Regions from separate parts of the Homo sapiens genome. Here regions 2 and 3 are each linked to region 1. Evidence: chromatin loops called from intact Hi-C (ENCODE). Cell type or tissue: CD14-positive monocyte. All regions are shown on one strand. Links, peaks and the distances in the headings refer to the core of each region. The heading gives the core; the rest is flanking DNA.

Region 1 (6,534 bases), core at 993-5,992:
AGGCTGTCGCCCTGCCTCTTTTGATGTTTCTCGCAGGTTGCAGATGGAGACAGGTTTTGTACTGAGGATCATTTTCACTTTGCAAATCAGTGTGCAGGAGATGGGACGGGAGCATAATGTCAGAGACACTTTAATTCCTGCACCCCGGCTTAGGTGAATGTGGAAGATCTCCAGACAGTGTTATATTAGATTTTCACCCCAGTTATGCAGGGACCATCCTGGAGTGGTTAGCGCAGACACTGTAATTAGGAGGAAAGATTGCTGGGTGTCCCTGACGGCTCTGTTCCCAGGCAAAGTGACCTGCTGGCCCCAGTGGAAAAGGGCTGACACTTCTGCCTCTGATGAAAAACAGATGCAAATGAGACGCTGTGATTGCAGGAGCGCTCGTTAACGGGAAGGGCTCTGCAAGGGAGGGCACCAAGGGTAGAAAGCAGGTTTTATTGGTTTCGTTTTTCAATGAAGGTGATTCCTTCGTGGACACTTTGAAATGCTGACAGTGACCTGCAGGCTGTGGTTGGAGAAATCACACAGCAATCTCTGTGTTGTGAGGCCTCCTTACTCTGCAGAAGAAGAGCATCATCGGAGGGGGCTGTCTTTGTGGAGGGGCTGACTTTGCTTTGGAACAAGTGTCTAATGGTGGCCGTTGCGATGTGTGTCGTGTGTGGACTGGGGACCACCACCGCCACCAGGGGACATAGCTTCCTGCCCTCAAAGGCATGCAGCCCATAGGCAGGACCAGGCCACTGTTGCCAGGGAGGAAAGCGCCCTGTCACGTTCACTGCTTATGGTGTGAGCCTTCTAAGTCTTGCATAGTTCCCCTCAACGTTTACTTCCACTTCATTGCCCGACTGTGTTTCTCACTTCCCTGATATCTTGTTAAGGCCAAAGGAAAAGGAACAAATTGTTTTTTTGCCAAAGGTCATCTTCTGAAAAAGCACATGTGGCTTTCAAAGGCAGCAGGAGCTCTGGCCTCAATGGAGGAATAAACTGATCTGATGAACTTTGAGTTGAAAGATACAGGCAGAGGAAACAGATTCTAGAGAGGCCTTGGGAAGTGGGACAGGCCTGGGCGTCGGGGAGGCAGCACAGAGGCGACGGGAGGGAGGCAGTCAGCAGGAAGGCCCTACGCAGGCCCAGGGCAGGGAGGCCGTGGGGAGGAAGAGGCTGAAGTTAGGAAGTGGGAGAAAGGACCCACCTTGGCAGACTTCAGTTATCTTGGTGTTTGACACGATGGCATCAGTGCCCCCTTTTCTAACTGCTGCAGGGAGGGGATGAACTGATCTATGACAGTGGGTCCCTGTTCTGCTTGGAGCATGACATCCTCAGGCCAATACTTATCCTGACTTTTAAGCAATTCTTTTTCACAGTCCAGGGCCTCCACGGGGAAGGTGGGTGCAGCCCATGGCTTGTAAACAGGCTCGGAGGGCACGGGCTCCCAGCACCACCTGGGACTTACCCTGGGTGGGACTCACCCCCTTGGCCTTGCACGTGCAGCCTGAGGTCTGCCCACGGGCTCCTGTGCACCCTCTCCCACTCCCTCCTCCATGGTTTCTGTGCTGCAGCTATGGGCCCTGGGGCTTTCTGGACACACCCGTCTCTCCGCTGCCCCCTCCAGGTGGAACGCCTGTTACCTGGAGGGATGAGTGGCTTTTGTGGTGGGATTCTCTTCCAGATTTTCAAGAATCTGAAAACAAAAGTTCACTTTCAAAGAACAGTAGGTGAAGGCTGTGTCAAAAAAGAAGTATCTGGGAGCTTCAGCTGTCACATCAGAAGCAGTAGGTGACCCGTACCCTGGCTGGTGAGACCTGGGTGAGCTTTGCTGCTGGTTGGACCTCTCTGGACCCCCTGGCATGGTCTCTGCTTGCCAGAAGCCTGGAGAGGAGCCCAAAGACTTCAAGTCAGCCGCTGTCTCCTCACCTTGTGGGCCACACACCCCTCAAGTTTCTTCCTCTGGGGGAAGGGATGAAAAGGCCTGTTTATAAACATTAATTGAACTGTTTGCCTATTTCCATTGACTGAATCATACTTTCCTTGGCTGATATTAGCTCATGGTGTTTATCTGGGCTTCAAATCCTTTGCAATTTAATATTATTCAATGTCACAATTTCTCTGTGGGCACTTTTCACCGTGTGTCTCTTGAACCTCTCATTTTATCCACTGTCCTTCCCTGGTGGGTGGTTCTGTGCATTAAATTACCTCCCCTCTGAAGTTTGTGCCATAATTTGAGGGGACACATTTTTGTTGGCGGTCTCTGCATAGAGTAAGATTTTGAGGGCTCTTGACAAGCTCCAAGGGATTCGAATGTGGTTCTACTGCTTGGAAAAGACAGTGACTTCTCTGGCAACCAAGGTCTGCGGTTACCTCTTTGCAGTTGGCTCAAACCTCAACACCTTCAGATCTGGCCAATGAAAGCTTTCAGGGTGGCTTTTCCAGGAGAGCAGGTCCCCTCCGATTGCATACTGTCCCATCTGATGTGTGCTTTTGGCTCTCGTGCAGTGACCGGGCCTTGGGAAGCATCTGCTTTTGGGTGGGCCTCCTCCAGCCTTTTCCCGGGCCAAGGTTAGTCCTCAGCATGGGCACAACCAATGGTTAGAGTCCTGCCCTGGGCCAGAAAGCACGGTCAGTGCTTTATATGCATTTATCTCCTTAATCTCAGCAGCCCAGATGAGAAAACAGAGGAAACACTCAGGAAGGGGTGGGTCTGCCTGGCTCCCAGGCCTTCCTTCACCCTTCACCTCTTTGCTAGCCCACTGCTGCCCCTCACTCTGCCTGTTACTGCATCGCACAAGATATCCCCGCATCCTGAATTCATATGCTATTGGTTTTTAAAGAGAAGGACAGCAAGGAAAATAGCAGTGGAAAATCGCCTGCCAGAGAAGCTCTGGTGGTCAAAGTAGAAAGTTCCCAGCTTTTGGATTGAAAAGAAGAACCAGGGGACATGGGAATAGTCAACATGAAACGTGCCTCGTCCAACAGAGAGCAAGGGTTTTGGGAAAATGTCCAAATGTGACAGATTTTAAAATGCAGTTACTTTAAGCTCATAAAGACTCAGTGAGGAGGGATTAGAGCTTGGCGTCATTCTTGAAAAAGAAGGTAACTGACACCAGGAGGCTCATTTGTGGTTCTGGGTGAGATTGTGATCTACTCCCTCGTAGGCTGTGTGGTCATGGAGTGTGGAATTCCATCAACCAAAGCTCTCCGGGAAATTACTGTCTTATCTGCACCCACACTGTCATTGTGTACACGGCCCTTGCACTGCTTCTGTTTGCATATCTAGGCCTGGGAAGAATTCTATGTCATCATTTGCATCTGATGACTTGCATTTTTTTTTTTTTTTTTTGCTAAATATGTTCTTGCTGATCTATTTTTGAATCATGTTGAGATGTTGTAAACTACTACATCAGATGTGGTCCTCTTCATAGGGAGGATCCATCATTCACACCCAAAGCCTTCAGAAAGTTCGAAGTCCTACCGGGGGCAGAGAAAGCATAGGACTATGATGGTGGCACTGACCTCTTGTCAGTCGGCTGCGTTCTAGGCTGATGGGGACTTGGATGCCCTCCTCCTGCCATTGACTAGTGACTTTCTGTTCTTCAGCTTTCCATGTCCTTAGGATAAGCCTTGGGATTTCTTCCAGGTGACAAAGCCCCCAAGCGACCTCTTCCCTGTCTCTGTTATGTGCTGCCCGGCTCATGGGCATGTCTTTAGAGACTGGCTCTCATTCTGGGGACAAGCTGGACAATAATGCGGGAGCAACAATGACAGGCCATGGCTTCCCAAATCTCATAGCAGGTACATGTCATCACCTAATGGAGCCAGCCTCTTATTCTTCACTTTTCATGTACTCATACTTGAACTGACGCACTTCTAATACCAGGAAAAAAGGAACTCATGTTCCTTGGGAACCCCAAAGAGGAAGTGAAACAAATGAACAAAACAATTCCATTAAAGAAAAGAACAGACACTGCTTTGAGAAATGACTTGCACCCACAGTTAGCCAGCCTTCTAAAATGAGAACAGCACTCCGCCGGAACCTGGGAGAAGTACTTTTTAAGAATAAAAAGGGGAAATAAGGAGTTATCTGGGTTCCTTGGGGGTAGGGTTTGCCTTGTTCTTTGGGTTTGAACATGACTCCCCAACAAACAGATTCACGAGCTGTGGCCCACGGTTGGAGGGCCCACTCGCCAACGGCCTGTAAAGAGAAGCTGAGAAAAGTTAGCTTATGAGTGGTGTGCCTTGTACGGGACTCAGATGAGATCGTGGCTTTGCTTATTCAGTTTAAACTAAGGCAGGTAACCTGCCATTTTTATTACTCTTGGCTCCTTCCAAAATGGTTTTGTCCTTTCCACTGGCCTCCTCCCCAGGACAGGGCCCCTCCCAGCTAGGGAAACGGGGCTTCCTAAATGGATGTTGGCCACTTTCTACACCTGGGCTATGCCGTGTGGGGAATGAGGAGCAGTATCCCTTCCCTCTCTCTATATGGGCAGCTTCTTCTTCCCCTGATGGGTCCTGAGGCTTTTCTTGGGGTTGTAGGGAAAGGGGGCTGATTCATTTGATAGCAGGTGTGGGGTGAAGGCAGCAGGCCATACCTGCTGTGCAGCCCCAACTCACCGAGGGTCCGTTCTCCCTCAGCTGGAGTTGGCTGCAGAGGATGCACACGGTGGAAAACTTTGCAAAAGACACCGACTGCACGGAGCCACTGTCCAGTCACCGTCATCCCATAGTGACTGTTTTACAGAAGATGTGGCTGAAGATGTGTCTCTGCAGTCTCCCCCAGGCCTGTGTGTGCGTTCAGCCAGGCCCGTGGAGGAAACGCGAGGCAGCCAGGAGGATGCGAAGGCTGGGAGAGGAGATGAGGACGCGCAGCCCGGCCTCTCGCTCTGCTCCTGGATGAGCCGTTCTTAACTATGGACAAATTCAAGAGTCCTTGTGCCTGGACGGGAACAAACTGCATCTTCCTTTTCACTGACCTCTAATGCGTAACGGAATTTAGCATCTCCTTCCACTGTGGGGCGAGCATCAGACAGCAGTGGCAGCAGCTCCTGCCACGTGGTCACGACAGAAACCCCAGATACCTGCACACAGTGTTACAGCTATCCAGAGATACTGCTATGCTCATCACTGCTTCCAAGTGCCCAGTTCACTAGACTTGCTGCTAGCTCTTGCTGTTTAATATGTGAAAGTAGCCCATCTATTCTTATAACAGAAGCATAAACACTGTTTGATAATTCTGTATGTTTTAGTATCACTGGCTTCCTTTGGAACTCTCCCCACCTCATGCTTTATTTAATGCATTTAAAAACATTCTTCTGAGAAGGAGTTCATGGCTTGCCACACAGACACAGAAGATTAGGAGATTTTTTTGGGGGGGGAAGGGAGTCTTGCGCTGTCAACCAGGCTGGAGTGCAGTGGCGCAATCTCAGCTCACTCCAACCTCCACCTCCTGGGTTCAAGCGGTTCTCCTGACTCAGTCTCCCAGGTTCAAGCGATTCTCCTGCCTCAGCCTCCTGACTAGCTGGGATTACAGGCACCCATCACCACGCCTGGCTAATTTTTGTATTTTAGTGGAGACGGGGTTTCATCATGTTGGTCAGGCTGGTCTTGAACTCCCGACCTCATGATCCACCCGCCTCGGCCTCCCAAAGTGCTGGGATTACAGTGGGATTACAGGCGTAAGCCACCGTGCTGGTCTTTTTTGCTTTTTTTTTTTTTTTTTTAAACATTTTATATTTTATTTTTTTAGAGATGGGATCTCACTGTTACCCAGGCTGGAGTGCAGTGGCACGATCATAGCTCACCGCAGCTTTGAACTGCTGGGCTCAAATGATCCTCCTGCCTCAGCCTCCTGAGTAGTGGGGACTACAGGTGCTTGCCACCATGTCCAGCTAATTTTTTGCTGTCGTTTTGTAGAAATGGGGTCTTGCTATGTTGCCCAGGTGCATCTCAAACTCCTGGCCTCAAGAGATCCTCCTGCCTTAGCCTCTCAAATAACTGGGATTATAGCCATGAGCCACTACACCTTGCTTAGCTTTATTTAAATAAAGTTATTTTGTTTTGAAAGTACTATGGTTTGCTCATCATAGGAGATACAGATCAATTAAAAGGTAAAACACGCACATTACTCTCTGCACTCAAGTATACTGCTAAGGATTTGGGGTAGATCTTTCCTAACTTGAAGGGGCCTAGTATACATAGTGTTTGTCGCCATTTTATTATGAACATCTTCCCATGTTAAAGAGTTTCTGCTCTACTATTACTTCAAAATGACCTACTTTTCCTTTTCCTTTTTCTTTCTTTCTTTTTTTGTTTTTTTGTTGAGATGGAGTCTCACTCTGTCACCCAGGCCGGAGTGCAGTGGCGCAGTCTCGGCTCACTGCAAGCTCTGCCTCCTGGGTTCAAACGATTCTCCTACCTCAGCCTCCCGAGTGGCTGGGACTACAGGCACGTGCCACCACGCCCGGCTAATTTTTTGTATTTTTAGTAGAGACGGGGTTTCACCATGTTAGCCAGGATGGTCTCAATTTCCTGACCTCG
Region 2 (6,534 bases), core at 937-5,936, 260 kb after region 1:
CTCGTCACCGTGGTCTCTAGGGAAATCTCGCAACTACATGGTGTCCAGCAGGTTTTCAGCCATAGATTTTAATTGGCTCATGGTATCTTTCATGACCTTTTTTATTTGTGCATTCAAAAGTTCCAGCTTTTCTTTCGCCTCCTTTTTCTGTACTCTTTGCTTCCATCTTGTAATTTCTTGGTTGAGCACTTCTGGACTTTCTGCAAAATGAGTGTTTTCATTCAAACCACCTGTTATTTTCTTCTGAAGTTTTTCTTCATCCTCCTTTGATCCTTTTAAGATGTGTCCTACATCAGTCACTTGAGAACATTTAGTAGGCTTGTTTTTTCCATGCTTTTCCCAGAAAGCCTCCTATGTCCTGCAGGGAAGACCTGTATTAATGGTTGACAAGCAGAGGGATTATAATGTTCAAGGTCTGGCCTCCATCAGGGGTGACTTGAAGGCTTCCTGGGCCTGTGCCTTGACTTCCATCCTTCTACACGTTCTGGCTGCCTTCTACATGGACCTCTTGATGGAAACAGTGTTTGGCTCAGTTCTTTTCGTGTGTCATAAAGTGTGTCATCTCTTGATGATTAAGATCACCACAGCAGCACAAACCAGGACCTCCCCAGGATGCCCAGGGACCCCCAGGTCTTCTCTCAAGCCATCACCAGCAGGGCAGCCCCCACCAGCCCCAGAGTGGCTGGAGAGACATTTGGGGACCAGCAGCCCCTCCGTGGCTCTGCCACTGCTTGCCAGTGGCCTAAGGGCCACAATGAACCATTCAGAACCCTGCAGAGTGTTCTGTCTCTAATGCAAACAAGCGCCTGGCAACCAGGACAATCAGCTGGGCTGCGGGAGGGGAGGCAGCCAGGTTCTACAAACAGTGTCCCTGACTTTGCTCTGCTCACTGCACAAATAATAATATACTAATGAAAAAAAAAAATGAAAGAGAACACAAACAAATGGAAAGACATCCCATGCTCATGGATTGAAAGAATTAATATAATCAAAATGACCATACTGCCCAAAGCAATCTACAGATTCAATGAAATCCCTATCAAAATACCAACATCATTTTTTCCCACAGAAATAGAAAAAACAGTATAAAAGAGTCTGAAAGGCCAAAGCAATTCTGAGAAAAAAGAAAAAGGCATTACACTATCTGACTTTAAAATATACTACAAGGCTATTGGTAACCCAAATAGCATGGTATTGGCATAAAAATAGACACATAGTCCAATGGAATAGACAAACCAAAAATAAATCCACATACTTGCAGTCAATTGATTTTCCATAAAAGAATGAAGAGCATGCAATGGGAAAAAGACACCCTCTTCAATAAATGATGCTGGGAAAATTAGATACTCACACATAGATGCATGAAACTGAACCTTTATCTCTTACCATGTACACAAATCAACCCAAGGTGAATTAAAAACTTGAGCATAAGACCTGAAAACATAAACTGGTAGAAGAAAACATAGCAAAAACACTTCAGGACATTGCGCTAGGCGAACAATTTATGGCTAAGACCTCAAAAACACAGGCAACAAAAACAGAAATAGAGAAATGAGACTATATTAAACTAAAATGCTTCTGCACAGCAAAGGAAACAATCTACAAAGGGAAGAGATGCCCTTTTGGATGGGAGAAAATATCTGCAAACTATTCATTTGGACAAGGAACTAATATCCAGAATATACAAAAACCTCAACAAAGTCAACAGTCAAAACAACAACAAATAATAATAATCCCATTAAAAAGTGGTCAAAACATGAATACACACTTATCAAAAGAAGACATATGACATACACACATATCAAAAGACGGGGACACACGGTTGATGGAAGTAAAAATCAGTGCAGCCACTACGAAAAACAGGATGAAGATTTCTCAAAGAAGTAAAAATAGAACTACCATGTAACTTATTTAGTGTTGAGGTGTATATGGGCTGTATTGTGTGCCCTCAAATTGATATGTTGAAGTCCTAACCCCCAGAACCTCAAAATGACACTGTCTTTGGAGGTAGGTTACTTACAGAGGTAATTGAGTTAAAATGAAATAATTAGATCTGGCCCTAATACAATATGACTGGTATCCTTATAAAAAGGGGGAATTTGGACACAGAGAGGGGCAAGGAGGGAAAGTGACATGAAGAGACACAGGGAGAAGATGATCATCTACCAGCCAATGGGAGAGAGGGCTGGAGCCAGCTCTTTCCTCACTGCACTTAAAAGGAACCAACCTTATAGACACCATGATCTTGGATTTCTAGCCTCCAGAACTGTGAAAGGATACATTTCTGTTGCTTTAAACCACCCACTTTGTGACACTTTGTTATAGTAGGTAGTCCTGGGGCATTGATACAGGAGACAGGGCATGGGAGGTGATGACCACCAGGAGGAGCAGAGACAGAAAAGGTGAAGCAAGCAAAAGGAGTGGGGTGTGTGTGTGTGTGTGCATGCGTGCACATATGCACATGTGTGTTAGTGTATAAGTGTGCGTGTGTGTGTGCATGTGAATACCTGTGTGCACACACGCACATGTGTGTATACATATGTATGTCTATGTGTGTCTCTGGAAGTGTGACTGCACACATGTATGTGCAAGTGGGTTGTGTGTGTGCATGTGTGTTCTTGGGATCCTGAACTGTCTTAATCCCAACTGAAGGGCTGATTTACAGAGACACTTAAGCACATGTGACCCCGGCCCCCATCACAGTGTTGGGTAGGGTGATGCCCTGTGGCCTCTTGTTGTGATACAATTGCTGACATGCAGCGATCAGGAGCAACTGGTTATTTTGGCTCCACCCACAGACATAGTTGAAGTGCTGGGCTCCACACTTCTCACTTTAGGGAGACTCCTATACCATTGCCTCTTTCCTCCAGGGCTCCTTCACTAGGAAGTGGCTTCCAGAAAGCGTGGGCAGCCTGGCTTCCAGTGATCTGCAGATTCCCAGAGGCTGATATTGAACCATGGTTGGGATTTGCTCTGGGGTCCATACATAGCTTGAGAAAACAGAAGCCCCAAGGTATGCAAATTTGACCCAAAATACAAGTCTGATTCCTGAGGACCTGAGAATTAGAAATGAGATGCTAATTCCTTAGGATGAGCTTCATCCAGAGGGTGGGAAGGCGTGGAGCACCTGCAGCACTATTGACAACTACTAGGGTCAACAGGAAGCCAAAGGAGGGTACCCTGTGAGGGAACATCCGGCCACTCAGCTGAGCTCCAGCCCTCTGAGCCCTCCCCTATTCCCAAGCCACAGTCTGCATCTCAGGCACAAGGAATCAGGGACCACGGATGAGTCAGGATAAGCCTCTCCAATTTCTTTTTAGGGGGTTCACCTCTCCGAGCTTCAGTTTCCACATCTGTAAAATGGGCATAATAAAACCAATCTCCCAGGGTCACAGGGAGGTGTAAGTGAGATGACAGATGAAAGTGAGCTTTGAAAATGGCGCCATATTTCCCAATTAACTAATTACATGCTTACACTGCAATGAAAAATAACCTCTTCCAGAACCAAATTGGGTGGAGTTTACCAGCAAATCATAAAAGTGTTTCTCATCAGAGCTTTACAGGCTACAGCAGACAGGCAATCTTTTTTGCTTAAGAGCTCATTTTTTTGTTTACTTATCTTCGTTTGCTCCCACCTCCACTTTCTTTCCTCCAACCAACCCACCTTCCTCCGGGCCACAGTCTTTGCTGGATCTGTGCTTCTGACCTTATGCCACTCAAACATACATGTGTGCTGAGCCCCAGGTCTATGTCTGGACAGTATGAAGCCATAGACACAGAAACAGCTAGCAAGAGTCAGATGTGGTAATCCCAGGCAGTTTTGCCATCTGAACATGACTTTGAGAAATGGGGAGGGGGCAGTTACTCATAGTACATGGAACAGAGGTCATGTCCATTCCAGTTGCCAAGATGTCATCACCTCAGCTATGACCAAAAATGGTCTTTCCCCTAATGTTAAATTTCAAGCAGAAGTCACATGTCCAGACTCCGCCCAGGAGTTACAAAAGAGTTGCACAATAAGGGGTTTCCCCCTGCACTGCTTCAAGACTCACCCTTCTGTTTTGCTGTTACAGAAAAGACAGATTAATATCTGGCCCAGATTATGAGATTCTTGCATCTGTTCGAACTCAGCTAGCTGCCAGCAGCTGCTGTAAATGAGGGCTGTGTGTTCTTTGGGTAGGAGGTTCCTGATAATTTAAAATTCAAATCAAGGGCTGTGGCCTCTGGTTTGTGGAAGGAGGAACTAGAAACTTGAAGGAGCCCTAGGTAGCATCTGGGGCAGCATTTATAATGACTTCAACCAAACATGACAGGGTTATTTTGGCCAGAGGACAACACCAGAAAACAGAAGACCAGGGTTTGAGTCTTGGTTCAGTTAAGTACTTGTTTCATCACTGAACTCTGCCCCTGGATTTCTTCTGATGAAAATGGAGACATGATTGTCTGGGATCCATATTTTCTTTGCAGATCCCCTGGCTCAAACACACCTTCCTTGGCGTGCTCTGTTCAAATAGCACCCCCATCCCAGGTTACTGACTTTACACAATCTTATACCCCCAATAGATCAATCCCCCCAACAGCCACAAATGACCTGGCTTTATGGAGGGGAAACTGAGGCAGAGAGTGATTAAATTGCATACCCAAGGTCACAAATAGTGCCTGACAGACCCAGTGACAGTGATAATCCAAGGTCCATCTCCAAATCACAACAAATCCTCCTGTTAACTTGCTTGATATTTCAGGAGAGGTGATGGGGCAGCTTGCTCCCTCTACCTCTTGCCACAGTTCCTGCTCCACTTCCTCTGGCCCTCAAGCCCTGTGCTCCCGCCCAGCAGCCCCATTAAAGCCTGAATCATTCCCAGTGACAAGTGTCCACCATGTGGAGTTCTGGAGCCCTATCAGGAAAGAAAGCTGGTAGGGTGTTATTTCTGAGGGCTCTGTTCTGTTCCATTGATCTATATCTCTGTTTTGGTACCAGTATCATGCTGTTTTGGTTACTGTAGCCTTGTAGTGTAGTTTGAAGTCAGGTAGTGTGATGCCTCCAGCTTTGTTCTTTTGGCTTAGGATTGACTTGGTGATGCGGGCTCTTTTTTGGTTCCATATGAACTTTAAAGTAGTTTTTTCCAATTCTGTGAAGAAAGGCATTGGTAGCTTGATGGGGATGGCATTGAATCTGTAAATTACCTTGGGCAGTATGGCCATTTTCACGATATTGATTCTTCCTACCCATGAGCATGGAATGTTCTTCCATTTGTTTGTATCCTCTTTTATTTCCTTGAGCAGCGGTTTGTAGTTCTCCTTGAAGAGGTCCTTCACATCCCTTATAAGTTGGATTCCTAGGTATTTTATTCTCTTTGAAGCAATTGTGAATGGGAGTTCACTCATGATTTGGCTCTCTGTTTGTCTGTTGTTGGTGTATAGGAATGCTTGTGATTTTTGCACATTGATTTTGTATCCTGAGACTTTGCTGAAGTTGCTTCTCAGCTTAAGGAGATTTTGGGCTGAGACAATGGGGTTTTCTGGATATACAGTCATGTCATCTGCAAACAGGGACAATTTGACTTCCTCTTTTCCTAATTGAATACCCTTTATTTCCTTCTCCTGCCTAATTGCCCTGGCCAGAACTTCCAACACTATGTTGAATAGGAGTGGTGAGAGAGGGCATCCCTGTCTTGTGCCAGTTTTCAAAGGGAATGCTTCCAGTTTTTGCCCATTCAGTATGATATTAGCTGTGGGTTTGTCATAGATAGCTCTTATTATTTTGAAATATGTTCCATCGATACCTAATTTATTGAGAGTTTTTAGCATGAAGGGTTGTTGAATTTTGTCAAAGGCCTTTTCTGCATCTATTGAGATAATCATGTGGTTTTTGTCTTTGGCTCTGTTTATATGCTGGATTACATTTATTGATTTGCGTATATTGAACCAGCCTTGCATCCCAGGGATGAAGCCCACTTGATCATGGTGGATAAGGTTTTTGATGTGCTGCTGGATTTGGTTTGCCAGTATTTTACTGAGGATTTTTGCATCAATGTTCATCAAGGATATTGGTCTAAAATTCTCTTTTTTACGGCTACCTGATCTTTGACAAACCTGAGAAAAACAAGCAATGGGGAAAGGATTCCCTATTTAATAAATAGTGCTGGGAAAACTGGCTAGCCATATGTAGAAAGCTGAAACTGGATCCCTTCCTTACACCTTATACAAAAATCAATTCAAGATGGATTAGACTTAAACGTTAGACCTAAAACCATAAAAACCCTAGAAGAAAACCTAGGCATTACCATTCAGGACATAGGCATGGGCAAGGACTTCATGTCTAAAACACCAAAAGCAATGGCAACAGAAGACAAAATTGACAAATGGGATCTAATTAAACTAAAGAGCTTCTGCACAGCAAAAGAAACTACCATCAGAGTGAACAGGCAACCTACAGAATGGGAGAAAATTTTCGCAACCTACTCATCTGACAAAGGGCTAATATCCAGAATCTACAATGAACTCAAACAAATTTACAAGAAAAAAACAAACAAC
Region 3 (6,534 bases), core at 609-5,608, 80 kb after region 1:
CATTTTCTAGGTTGGATGCCTCAGCGTGCATTCCCAGGACTTTATGAGATGATCCACTGAAGGATTTCAGCAAGAACATTCTGGAGTGTCAACTGATACGTTTTTCAGTCTCAGCTTGCTCACTGTTTGAGTAGTGTCACATGTACATGCGTGTTATTAGAGGCGAATGCACGTTTTTGTTACTGAGAGAGTGGCCCTAGAGCAGATGCCAGCGAACTGCAGCCCACAGCCCGAATCTAGCCTGCCGCCTCTTTTCATGTGGCTCACAAGCTAGTCATAGTATTATATTTTAATAGTGTGGGAAAACATCAGAAGAAGAACAATATTTTGTGGAACATGAAAATTATATGTTTACATTTTAGCATCCATAAACGTGGTTTCATTAGAACACACTTCTATGGTTTGAATGTCCTCTCCAAAACTCATGTTGAAACTTAGTCTCTAACGTCACTATATTAAGAGATAGGGCCTTTAAGAAGTGATGGGGGCATGGGAACTCTGCCCTCATGAATGGATTAATCTATTCATGGATTAATGGATTAATGCATTAATGGATTGGTGGTTTATCATCGCAAGGAAACTGGCAGTTTTGTAAGAAGAGGAAGGGAGACAGTGGCAGGGAAACTGGCGGCTTTGTAGCAAGAGGAAGTGAGACTTGAGTCCTCTCACCACAGGTTGCCCTGCACCAACCACCACAGGACTCTGTAGAGAGTCCTGGCTAGCAAGAGGATCTTCACCAGATGTGGCCTCTTGACCTGAGACTTCTCAGCCTCCATAACTGTAAGAAATAAATTCCTTTTCTTTATAAATGACCCAGTTTTAGGCATTCTGTTTTAAGCAACAGAAAATTAACTAAGACAATGCTCATGCCCATTCACTACATATTATCCACGGCTGTTGCCTGCATTTTGATGGCAGAGTTGAGCAGTTGCAACAAAGACCAAATGGGCCAGTAAAAGCCGAAAATATTTACTATGTGGTTCTTACAGAAAACACTTGCCAACCCCTGCCCTAATCACTGGCTTCATTTCCTGGGACAATGTTTCTGTACTTATCCAACTTTGTGGATAGCATTTTTTTTTTTTTGAGATGGAGTCTCGCTCAGTCACCCAGGCTGGAGTGCAGTGGCACGATCTTGGCTCGCTGCAACCTCCACCTCCCAGGTTGAAGAAATTCTCTGCTCAGCCTCCCAAGTAGCTGGAATTACAGGCGCTCACCACCATGCCCTGCTAATTTTTGTATTTTTAGTAGAGACGGTGTTTCACCATCTTGGCCAGGCTGGTCTTGAACTCCTGACCTTGTGATTCACCCACCTTGGCCTCCCAAAGTGCTGGGATTACAGGCGTGAGCCACTGTGCCTTAATAAACTTTCTCAAATAACTTACATATATATCGAATGAGTAACCCCCCTCAGTAATTTTACCTGGGATTAGGGAAGAGGCATTAGAAGAAGGCCAGGGAAAACATCTTGAAGCCAGCAGACTGTGAAAAGTCAAGAAGCTGAACAAAGAGTTGATTTGGTGGGCTGTGAATGAGCTTGAGGGCAGGCCATGTGTGTCCTCCTTTAATCTGCTACTGTCTTTGTATGGATGTTGATACTGTAGTCAGCCAGTGGTTACAGAGTCACCTCAGCCTCATATTAGTGTCATGCTGCCTTGTACTATACTTACTGAGCACTTCCTTCCCCAGGAGCCCGCAGCTCTACGCTCAAATTTATTTCTCCCCTTAACATTCCTGGGAGAGGGGCTTTCCTTGGATACAATCTCTTGTGATCAATTCACTTTTTAGGTACATGAAATTTTAAAAAGAGACAAACCCTCATCAGAAATGGGAGAACCTTTCAGCAAAGCCCAGGTGGCTGTTCACAGGTATTTGCTGGTTGTTTTTTTTTTTTTTTTTTTTGAGACGGAGTCTCGCTCTTTTGCCCAGGCTGGAGTGCAATGGTGTGATCTTGGCTCACTGCAACCTCTGCCTCCCGGGTTCAAGTGATTCTCCTGCCTCAGCCTCCTGAGTAGCTGGGATTACAGGAGCAGGCCACCACACCTGGCTAATTTTTGTATTTTTAGTAGAGATGGGGTTTCACCATGTTGGTCGGGCTGGTCTCAAACTCCTGACCTCGTGATCTGCCTGCCTCTGCCTCGCAAAATGCTGGGATTACAGATGTGAGCCACCACACCCAGCCTATTTGCTGTTTGAATGTAGGTGAATGACTGGGTCCAGCCCCATTTATTGATTCCAAAGTTGACCCTTACTTGTCTGACTCTTATTTGATCAGCTACTCTGCTATTTTATATAGGAAGATTTAGATTCCAGGAACCCTGGTTATCTCAAAGTTTTGATGAGCACAACAGGCTTCTGCCATCAGGTAAGTGTTCATCTTACTTAACAAGATTTTTTTTTTTTTTTTGGTGGATGTCCAAAATAGAAGTTCTTGAGAACCCAGGTGAGAGGGTGCATGTGGGTTTAGGCAACTGGTCAGCCCCCCAAAATAAGATCCGGTAAAGGCATGACAGACAGAGGCTCTGGTGCAGGAAGTAGCTTATTCCAAATGTTAGGAGGAAACAAAGTAAGTGGCTGGATTGTGAATCCGTGTAATTTATCAGTGGATACTACAGTTGGATGATAAGTAGAAAACCTCAGAGAGCTGAATGAGAAAAGAAATGGTTCTGATGAGGAAGGCCTAACTCAGAGAAGATGGAAGATTTTATTCTGGGAGGAAGAATAGACTTAGTAACATGAATGGACTTCACCAGCTCAGAAGCCCTCTGGAGTTCTGAGTCAACTGCTTATTAATACAGTGTTACGTAATGACTTAAGGATGCACAACGTAAACTTTCCAGAAAAGCAAAAACCACAAAAGTGGGCAGAACCTTAATTTCTCCTTTGTTTGCTGATTCGTGGAGGCTCACATGATTTCTTTTAAGGCTGGTGCAGCCCCTCCACTGGCGTCCAAGAAACGGAAATCTCCCAATGTTAGTAATCCCGTCAGAAGTTTCGGTTTTCGTGGAAAACATGCCTGGTGGCCTACGTGGGGCCTCCAGGCCACACACCTCCACTCCATGAAGCTGTCTCTCTCAGGATGCACGGGTGACAATATGTTCAGATGGATGCTTTGAATCCAGGGCCCCAACCCCCAGCCTGCTGAGACACGACACCAATACTGTGATTGCCTGAAAAAGATAATTGGCTCATACTTCTCTCAATATTAAAAGTTTAAAAAATATGTGAAATGAAAATGCTAGAGAAATGAATTCAAAAAGTCCAAATCCAAAATAATCTAATCTGATTATTATTTTCAATTTTGAATATTAATTTATAGAAGTCTTAAAGCACTGCCAGTCATGGTGCTCACATGTTGTTTGCACATAGACCACCTCACAATGAATGAAATGATCGGCTCCTTCTTTCACTAGGGGCACAAAGTCACGACCTGGCTTGTCCCTGGGATTTGCCTGCTGTGTGTTCCCTCGTCTTCATGAGAGAGGTTCAGGCAGAGAATCCTGCCTGGATTCCCACGTCTGTACAGTGCCAGGCACCTGACAGTGGAGGGCTGTGATATGATTTGGCTGTGTCCCCACCCAAATCTTATCTTGAATTGTACTCCCATAATTCCCATGTGTTGTGGGAGGGACCCAGTGTGAGATAATTGAATCATGGGCGCAGTTTCCCCCTTACTGTTCTAGTGGCAGTGAATAAGTCTCATGCCATCTGATGGTTTTATAAGGGGAAACCAGGCCGGGCGCAGTGGCTCACGCCTGTAATCCCAGTACTTTGGGAGGCCAAGGTGGGTGGGTCACGAGGTAAGGAGATGGAGACCATCCTGGCTAACATGGTGAAACCCCGTCTCTACTAAAAAAAGAAAAGAAAAAAAAAATTAGCCGGGCATGTTGGCGAGCACCTGTAGTCCCAGCTACTCTGGTGGCTGAGGCAGGAGAATGGCGTGAACCCAGGAGGCAGAGTTTGCAGTGAGCCGAAATCGCATCACTGCACTCCAGCCTGGGCGATAGAGCGAGACTCTGTCTCAAAAAAAAAACCAAAAAACAAGAAAAAGGGGTGGTTCTCATTCTCTTTCTTGCCTGCCGCCATGTAAGATGTGACTTTTGCCTTCTGCTATGATGTGAGGCCACCCCAGCCACGTGGAACCGTGGGTCCATTAAACCTCTTTTCTTTATAAATTACCCAGTCTTGGGTATGTCTTTGTCAGCAGCATGAAAATGGACTAATACAGGCTGCACCCTGGTCCTGCCTTCTGCTGTGTTTCCCTGAGGCAGCAAAGCCTCCTATGAAACGTGTCTTCCTTTACTGTCTGCCTCACCTCCTCACTCCATTTATTCCGCGTTTCACTGCCACTTCTATGATGAGCCGCTGCTTTGGAAGGGTCCCCTAAATGGTCTGCTGATGGCTTGGCCTTCTGAGCCTCCCTCACTCCCTGTGCACTGGGGTAGGCCCCTTCTCCTGCAGACAGGCTCTCAGGCCACAGGGAATGGGTATGGAATGGCAGGTGTGGCCGGAAACATGGGGATGTGTGAGGAGTGTGTGCATGTGGGGTGTGTGAATGTGAGCATGTGTGTGTGCATGTGATGTGTGTGTGAATGTGAGAGTTTGAGAGAGTGCATGTGGGGTGTGTGAATGTGTGTGAGCGTTTGAGATTGTGCATGTGTGTGTGCATGTGATGTGCGTGTGAATGTGTGTGAGAATTTGAGAGTGCATGTGGTGTGTGCATGTGTGTGTGAATGTGTGTGAGAGTGTGCATGTGGTGTGTGTGAATGTGAGCATTTGAGTGTGCATGTGTGTGTGTGCATGTGGTACATGAATGAATGAGAATGTGTATGTGTGTATTGGGAAAGTGAGTGTGATTGTGTATGTGTGAGTGTATGTGAGCATATGTGAGTGCAAGTATATGTGCAGGTGTTCATGTATGTGTGTGTGTGTGCATGTGAATGCATATGTGTATGTTGGTGAACATCAGCCCGAGAGTGTGGACACCAGAGTGAGTGAGAGTGTGTATGAGTGAGTGCAGGCGTGAGTGTGAGCATGAGTGTGAGTGTGTGAGTGTGAGCATGAGTGTGAGTGTTAGCGTGAGTGTGAGCGTGTGAGCATGAATGTGAGTGTGTGTGCGTGAGTGTGTGTGTGAGGGGTGAGGTTGCAGTAGGTGTCTTACTCATCTAACTTTGTCGGTGGAACAGGCGCTCCCCTCCCATCTTGAGGTGCCCTGTGCGGTGAGCTCCGGGCTTCTGAGGACAAGAGTGTGGCAGAGGGCGCCACTTATGGCATGAGTGAAGTCTGCTGGTGGCTGCTGTAAGCTGTGTGTCACGTTGCCTTACAGGCACATTCTATAAAGGAAATTGGTTTGCTTTTCCTTAAATGAGACTAGGGAAGCTAGGGGTAGGGTGACAGGTAGCTGGAGATGAGGATTTTCTCACTCGCTCCTCGAATTGTACTGTTGGGTGAATGGGCAGGTGCATGAGGGGTCAGTGGTAGGTGCACTGGGTGCAGAGCCCCACTGCACAGGGTCCCTCTGACCCACCTGGGCCAGTCCCATGCCAGCCCCTTCCCAGGTGCTTTTACCTCCAGCATCTTCCGATCTGCTCAAACTTCCAGCAGTGGGGTCTTTGGGGGTCCTCAGGGCTCTGTCCTGGATGTGCCTTGAACTCCAGCCTGTTTCCTTTAGGGCCTCCACAGCCTCCCGGGGCCCCAATAACCTCCATATGCCTGTACTGCCCTGGCTGTACCCCTGCTCGTTCTTCTTGTCTGAGCTCCACACCTGTGTGTGTGTCTGCACATCCTGCACCCACCTCCCCACACTGCTTCTCAGAACCTGCATAACTCCCTGCCATGAATAATTCTATGTGGCAACTTGACTGGGGCATGGGGTGCCCAGATACTTGGCCTAACCTGATTCCGGGCATTTCTGTGAGGCTGTTTTTGGATGAGTTTATCACTTAAGGTGATGAGTGCGCAAAGTAGATTGTCCTCCCCAGTGTCGGGGGGCCTCATGAGATCAGCTGAGGGTCCCGAGCTGAGTAGAACACGGCTGGCCCTCCCCCAGGTAAGAGAGAATTCCTCCTGCCTGCCGGCCTTCGAGCTAGCTCATGGGCTTTTTCCTGCCTTTGGACTAGGACTGAAACACCAGCTTTTCCTGGGTCTTGAGCCTGCAGCTTTTGGACTGGAACCTACACTCTGGGCTCTCCTGGTTCTCAGGCCTTTGAACTCAGATGGGAACTGTACCCTTAGCTCTCCTGGGTGTCCAGCTTGCTGACCACAGATCTTGGAACTTCTCTGCCTCCATAATCACGCAAGCCAATTCGTTGTAATACATCTCTATCTGTCTATGTCTTCTAGGTTAAGTTTCCTGGAGAATTCTGAAGGATATGCCCCCTTCCTCTCCTACAGCTCAGAGTTGTTCTGTGCACTTGGATCAGCCTCCACAACTTCCCCCCGGGACAGGGCACCCATCACCATCTCCTACCTGGACAGCAGCAAACACTGCCCCCGTGACTTCCTGGTGCCATCCTTGGCTCCATTACGTCCATT

What was found. A loop is a pair of places that touch in the nucleus more often than their neighbours do. Peaks named below come from ENCODE experiments on the same cell type or tissue, not always from the same donor. Only the 100,000 strongest peaks of a DNase experiment are listed, where the experiment ranks them.
Region 2: it touches region 1 in a loop (2.4-fold over the local background); 4 of 110 quality-filtered maps call a loop at or near these places.
Region 3: a loop joins it to region 1, with 3 times the contacts of the local background. A loop is called at or near these places in 10 of 110 quality-filtered maps.

Annotation. Positions count from the first base shown.
Region 1 is chr21:39,091,971-39,098,504 of GRCh38, reverse strand. No RefSeq gene overlaps it. Among named protein-coding and RNA genes, the nearest start is that of LINC02943, 11 kb to the right of the region's middle. In CD14-positive monocyte, for the core only: no CTCF peak of the experiment used is centred there; DNase peaks (open chromatin) are centred at 3,304 and 3,924; H3K4me3 peaks cover 3,163 bases; H3K27ac peaks cover 3,505 bases.
Region 2 is chr21:38,829,165-38,835,698 of GRCh38, reverse strand. No RefSeq gene overlaps it. Among named protein-coding and RNA genes, the nearest start is that of ETS2, 27 kb to the right of the region's middle. RefSeq lists enhancers at 3,980-4,169, 3,159-4,358. In CD14-positive monocyte, for the core only: no CTCF peak of the experiment used is centred there; DNase peaks (open chromatin) are centred at 3,918 and 4,808; H3K4me3 peaks cover 1,358 bases; H3K27ac peaks cover 2,365 bases.
Region 3 is chr21:39,011,258-39,017,791 of GRCh38, reverse strand. It overlaps LINC02940 (long intergenic non-protein coding RNA 2940), which reads left to right. Exons shown (of 7, transcript XR_007067867.1): 2 at 11-6,534. Among named protein-coding and RNA genes, the nearest start is that of LINC02940, 4.7 kb to the left of the region's middle. RefSeq lists an enhancer at 532-601. In CD14-positive monocyte, for the core only: no CTCF peak of the experiment used is centred there; DNase peaks (open chromatin) are centred at 661, 1,631 and 2,901; H3K4me3 peaks cover 1,529 bases; H3K27ac peaks cover 1,457 bases.